Regions from separate parts of the Homo sapiens genome. Here region 1 is linked to region 2. The links are chromatin contacts, found by Hi-C or POLR2A ChIA-PET in ENCODE. All regions are on one chromosome and are shown on one strand. The core of a region is the stretch at or near the end of the contact, and the rest is flanking DNA. Distances in the headings are between cores, read along the strand shown. Region 1 overlaps PALM2AKAP2 (PALM2 and AKAP2 fusion). Region 2 overlaps PALM2AKAP2 (PALM2 and AKAP2 fusion).

Region 1 (2,700 bases), core at 168-2,667, 270 kb after region 2:
CTCAAACCCCAATGTTTCAGGACCCCAGCAGGTGAGGTAAATGAATAAAGCTGGCCAGTGTAAGACCGGGGCAAACTGAGAAGAACAAACTTCATCCTTATTCAAAGGTTTTATAACACTGGGCTGTCTGCACAAAAAGCCTGGGCAGGTCAGCAGACAATTGACTTCCTCTGCTATAGAGGATAGACCCTGGTGAGGAAAGCAGGAGGCCTGGGTACCATCACTGGCTCCCTATGACTTGAGTACAGCCTTCCCTTGGCAGAGCCTCAAGCGCTTTCATCTGTTAAGAAGTGGGTCTGTGAGTCTCCAAGGTGCCACCACCTCTGACAGTCTAATTCTGTGATCTGTGATAGAATACATATCTCAAAACAACTGGAGCCACTGTCGGTCTGTCCAACATATATTTGCAAAATGCGTGCTGTGCCTGTTTGATCTAACTGACTTTTTGGAACTTGGTGTCCTTGAGATCTTTGGATGGGTTTGTGCATTAACCTTAAGTGCTTTGATCCCTGTAATATAATAAAATGGCCTACACTTAACCATCATTCTGGTACCACTCTCTGTGTCAGAGGTTGTTGCTCTTTTATTTGCCAGTTTTCTTTCTAAAAGCAGTCATGAGCAGACAAGCTTAGAAAGGGTATTTTCTTCGTGTTGTTTCAGGGAAAATAGAGAAAGTCAAACCTCCTCCATCCCCCACCACTGAAGGCCCCAGCTTGCAGCCTGACTTAGCCCCTGAAGAGGCTGCCGGAACCCAGCGGCCCAAGAATCTGATGCAGACCCTCATGGAAGACTATGAGACACACAAATCTAAAAGGCGCGAGAGAATGGATGATAGTAGTGTAAGTTTTTCCTCCTTTCCTCTTTCACTTCTCTGAGCGCGGCCATCGGTGTGGCGTGTGGCATTCCAGTTCAGGCACAAATGTGTATGTCGTTGTCTGGTCAGCATTAGGGTTCCAGTATCAGTTTTCATATATGTGGTTTCACATGCCTGGAACTGGGTTTGGGTTTTTGCCTGTTTCAAAAAAAAATTGTTGATCTTGCAGGGAGCTGGTCCTTTGCTGCCAAGTATAGCTGGAGTCGACCAGCAAGGCTAGTGTGTAAGATGTTTGGTGCATAGAAAGACAGCATGCAAGGGCCACGCAGGGAGAAGGTTGCAAGTGCCCTGAAATCATCCCTATGCACCTGGGAGCTGATTTCTACCATTGCCCAGTAGAGATTTTATTTCTCTAGAAAAGGATGAAGATGCTGTTCCTTCAAAGCCGACACTCTAGGCAATCCCTAACAATGTTACAGTGCTTAAAAGACTGAGTGTGTTTGGGGCTGTTAACAAGCCCATGTGCATAGCTTGAAAGCAAAGAGCCAGTGAAAATGACAGTTGAAAACCACATGGCTACTCTGCTACACCCAAGCCCTCGGAACTTTGCACATAACGTTCAAATTAACTGTGAAGGAAGTCACATGCTCTGTGGTTTCTTTCTCCGGTTAGAGACATAGGAACTGTTGCTCTACACAGTCCCAGGAGCCTGGAGATCAGCCTCAGGGTTCATGCCAACCTCCTGTGGGTCTTCTGGCACCAGTCTCTTAGCACATATTGAAGTCATCACCTCCTCCCCTGACTGCACTTAAGTCACAGATAGCTTGGGTTGGTTGAGGATCCTACTGAGTTTACCTGAGACAGTCCTGGCTTATGCCTGTTGTGGTGTTGTGGTTATTAATATCCCCTTCAACTCTTTTGTTGTTGTTGTTGTTGTTGTTGTTGAGACAGGGTCTGTCTCTGTCACCCAGGCTGGAATGCATTGATGTAATCATGGCTCATTGCAGCCTCGACCTCCTGGGTTCAGGCAATCCTCCCGCCTCAGCCTCCTGAATAGCTGGGACCACACGCGTATGCCACCATACCTGGCTTATTTTTTAACTTTTTTGTAGAAAGGAGGTCTCATTATGTTGCTCAGACTGTTCTTCAACTCCTGAGCTCAAGGGATACTCCCACCCCAGCCTCCTAAAGTGCTGGGATTACAGACATGAGCCACTGCACCCAGCCTGCCTTTCACTCTTGAAAGTGTCCCAGTTTGGGTGATAAACCATCTGGTCACCTTAAACTTGAATGCTATGAAGTTCACAGTAAGAATTCCCTGCTGTTTTATTGCCTTTTATATCCTAGCTGGCTAAGTTAAAGGATTTCTGGAGTTGAAGCCCAGATGCTGAAAGTTGCTTTCAAAATATATGGCGGTAAAGAAAGGAAGAAAGCAAATGGATATCTGGCAGCCTGGCTTCTCACTTGGCATCTCCCAGGCTTTCCCTTTTGTTTACACCTGAACTGCGTGGAGCACTGGCTCAGCTGCTGTATTAGGCTGCAGCTATTCTACTGGGCTCTTCACTGTATTAGACAGTGGGATGATGCCCGGCCCTGGGTAGCTGCTGCAGACATTTCCACTGCTGAACCTCACTGTAGGGGAGCCAGCAGCTCCTTTCGTGAGCCTGCAGGATTTTTCCCTGGCTACTCAGTCACTTTCACCAGCCCTTCTTTGAAGCCCCACTTCAAAGGATAAAGTTTGCCTTAAGAATTTTCTGAAAGTTAAATCATTTTGAAACTTGGTGCTCTAGGTGTCTGGTTTCTTTTCTCCCAGTGACTCTGCTCTATACATCAGCAGTTTTGGTAGAATTTAGCCAAGTGGGTGCCCCACACTCTGATGTGGATGG
Region 2 (2,700 bases), core at 83-2,582:
TCTTCAGTGAGCCATCTCTCGGGATCTTCCAGCTCTGGTATTCTGAGTTTCTCTAATTTGAGGAGTTGGTTAGAGATCTCTTTTCTCAACAGTGTACCTGTTCCGAGAAATGTTACTGTTATAGAAGGAAGTGGTTTTGGAAACGGGTCAGAGTGGAGGAAAGAGGTTGAGTTCTCAAAAAACTAAAGGCTAGGTATAAGTAACTGATTCATCACAGAGATGACTAATTCATCAGAACAGCTGTCTGTTCTAAAATATGTCACATCAAATATTCATTGAATAAAATATTGAAGTCTCAACTGCTAACCTAGAGAGAGCCAAGCAGCTTTTAAAAAATCAGGATAGAAGTGTACTTTTCATTTCCACATTGGACCTGTGATTCTCTGAGTACCTGTGTGGGTCTCTGGTAAATACCAGAATTCACTTAATTTTCCATATTGTTAGGAGGCTCAAAGCCAAAGGCGTAGAGACATTAGGCATAAGCATATGTATCTTATTAAGCATCTGTATGTTATGTTGTGGGGTTTGGCAACCAAGAAGATGACAGTTACTTACAACTGTTCTAGAAAAGGCAACCACTGAAACATTCATTGAAATCACAAAGGACACTTGCTTGAGATTCATTGTGTTCTTCACATTTGCTATTTTTAACTCCATGATTCACTGTTCTTTTGAGCAGGGAGGGGAACACTCCACAGTGGCATTCCACATCTGTGCACTTCCAGCCGGGGTCCCCACCCCACGTTCAGCCACATTTGCAGCCCAATTATTGTTTCCATTCTTTTGTTTCCTTCCAAAATAAAACTATATATGCTATGTATACAGTAAACTATATAGTAGTGTCTCTATATTGTGTAATATTTCCTGTTTTGTCACTCCCTTCTGGGTAGCGGCCTAGCTTTTCTGCCTCCATTTAATTCATTAATTTTCTAATTTAAGCCTTGTAATACTCCCATGAGGTAGTGATGATGATGATGATGATGAAGAGAGAAGAGAAGCACAGGAGGTGAAGTAACTTGCTGCCCCCCCCTAAAAAAATTCAATGGAAGGACATACAAGATGAATGAAAAATAATTTTAAAAAAGTGAAAGAGCAAGTATTTGAACTCAACTCTGCCTAATTCTAAAGCATGTTCTCAAAAATCCCAACAGAAGTTGTTATTTTAAGCTAAATTTTTTTGAGACCTCTGATATTGAGTGAAATTACACTAACGTGCACCTCGTGATGTAGGAGGAGGGACAGGTAATGTGATTCTCCCTCCTCAACCTCCACACATGCTTCTTCAGAAGGCGGTGCATCAGACGCACCATGACTCTGGAGGTGCCGGTCTTCAGCCTATTGTGGGTGGTCATCATGATGGTGAGACTGCCCCCTTCAGGTTCTTTCATGAAGTGCAGGTTTCATTTTGGGCTTGGCTCCTTTCTGTCTCTTTTGGAAGCCCTTTGTTCCTGATTGCACTTTCTAGCCTGTGTACAGTCTAAACCTCTGCGGGAAACAGTGTGTGCTTCTGAAAAGGGCTCCAGCATAGCAAACTCACTAGAAAGCCGGACCTCAGAGCTTGACCAAACTTGGCTGGAGTCCTAGTTCTGTATTTACAAGTTGTTTGATCTTGGACAAGCCATGTAAACTCTCTGGACTTAAGTGTCCTCGCCTGTACATTGGGGAAAACTATACCCACCTTGCAGTGCTGTTGTAATGTGTAGAGGTCAGGTGTGTTTGTGAAGTGCCAAGAACAGCAGGTTGTCAGTAAGAATAGTGCTGTTGGCTGGGCACTGTGGCTCATGCCTGTAATCCCAGCACTTTGGGAGGCTGAGACAGATGGATCACCTGAGGTCAGGAGTCCGAGACCAGCCTGGCCAACATGGTGAAACCTCTTCTCTACTAAAAATACAAAAAATTAGCCAGGCGTGGTTGCAGGCGCTTGTAATCCCAGCTACTCAGGAGGCTGAGGCAGGAAAATCACTTGAACCCAGGAGGCGGAGGTTGCAGTGAGCCGAGATCGCACCATTGCACTCCAGCCTGGGCATCAAGAGCAAAATTTTGCCTCCAAAAAAAAAAAAAAAAAAAAAGAATAGTGCTGTTCTTATTGTTGTTTCTTCCATCCCCCTACAGCAGAGTTTCTTAACAGCTGTGCTATTGACATTTAGGGCTGGATAGTTATTTGTTGTGAGTGGCTGTCTTGAGTATTGCAAGATGTTTAGTAGCATCCCTGGCCTCTACCTAGTGGCTTCCAGGGGCACCATTGCCCTTTCCCAGTCATGATAATAAAACATGTCTCCAGACATTGCTGAATGTTGCCTTGGGGGACAAAATCTCTCCAAGTTGAGAACTACTGCTCAAAAGCCTGGCATTATGTGTATTGATACTAAGATGAGAATCTCACCACCGAGTAGTTCCAGAATACAGAACCCTAAAAAGATTTATGAAGATAACATTAGTGATTCTCAGTGCAAAATGACAAAGTGTTTCAGTTACTTGAAAATAAAAGGCTTCTCTTATGCACTGAGCCATGAAAGTCTGTTCAGAGTTAAAAAGAAATAGTTGCTTTTTTGGTTTTTGCATTCAGTATTGTGCTGCTTTTGCAAAGGCAATAATTTTATGACAGTTCATAAAACCATGGAATCTTAGAGTATGCATAACTGACATGTTATGCGGATCAACTCCTATCTGATTCTTGAATTTGCAATGAACGTAATGAGT

Evidence for each region. A loop is a pair of places that touch in the nucleus more often than their neighbours do. ChIA-PET counts read pairs that join two places held with the same protein, here RNA polymerase II (POLR2A). Pooled maps may share reads with other maps.
Region 1: a map of motor neuron shows a loop between it and region 2 (4-fold over the local background). The contact joins two enhancer-like sites. A Hi-C loop is called at or near these places in 10 of 168 maps with a recorded cell type or tissue (B cell, CD4-positive, alpha-beta memory T cell, GM18951 and 6 more), 6 of 37 single-sample maps with no recorded cell type and 16 of 50 pooled maps. POLR2A ChIA-PET finds 5 or more read pairs at or near these places in 11 of 52 experiments (AG04449, GM10248, OCI-LY7 and 4 more).

Annotation. Positions count from the first base shown.
Region 1 is chr9:110,155,659-110,158,358 of GRCh38, forward strand. It overlaps PALM2AKAP2 (PALM2 and AKAP2 fusion), which reads left to right. Exons shown (of 11, transcript NM_007203.5): 9 at 661-839. LOC124902244 (a long non-coding RNA gene) reads left to right here. Exons shown (of 2, transcript XR_007061727.1): 2 at 1-545. Among named protein-coding and RNA genes, the nearest start is that of C9orf152, 51 kb to the right of the region's middle. RefSeq lists a silencer at 1,335-1,384. Within about 2 kb of position 1,418, at least 9 of the 41 ENCODE cell types and tissues checked have a DNase peak (open chromatin) inside an H3K27ac peak, as active enhancers do.
Region 2 is chr9:109,886,664-109,889,363 of GRCh38, forward strand. The region is part of intron 3 of PALM2AKAP2 (PALM2 and AKAP2 fusion); the gene reads left to right. Among named protein-coding and RNA genes, the nearest start is that of PALM2AKAP2, 110 kb to the left of the region's middle. Within about 2 kb of position 1,333, at least 7 of the 41 ENCODE cell types and tissues checked have a DNase peak (open chromatin) inside an H3K27ac peak, as active enhancers do.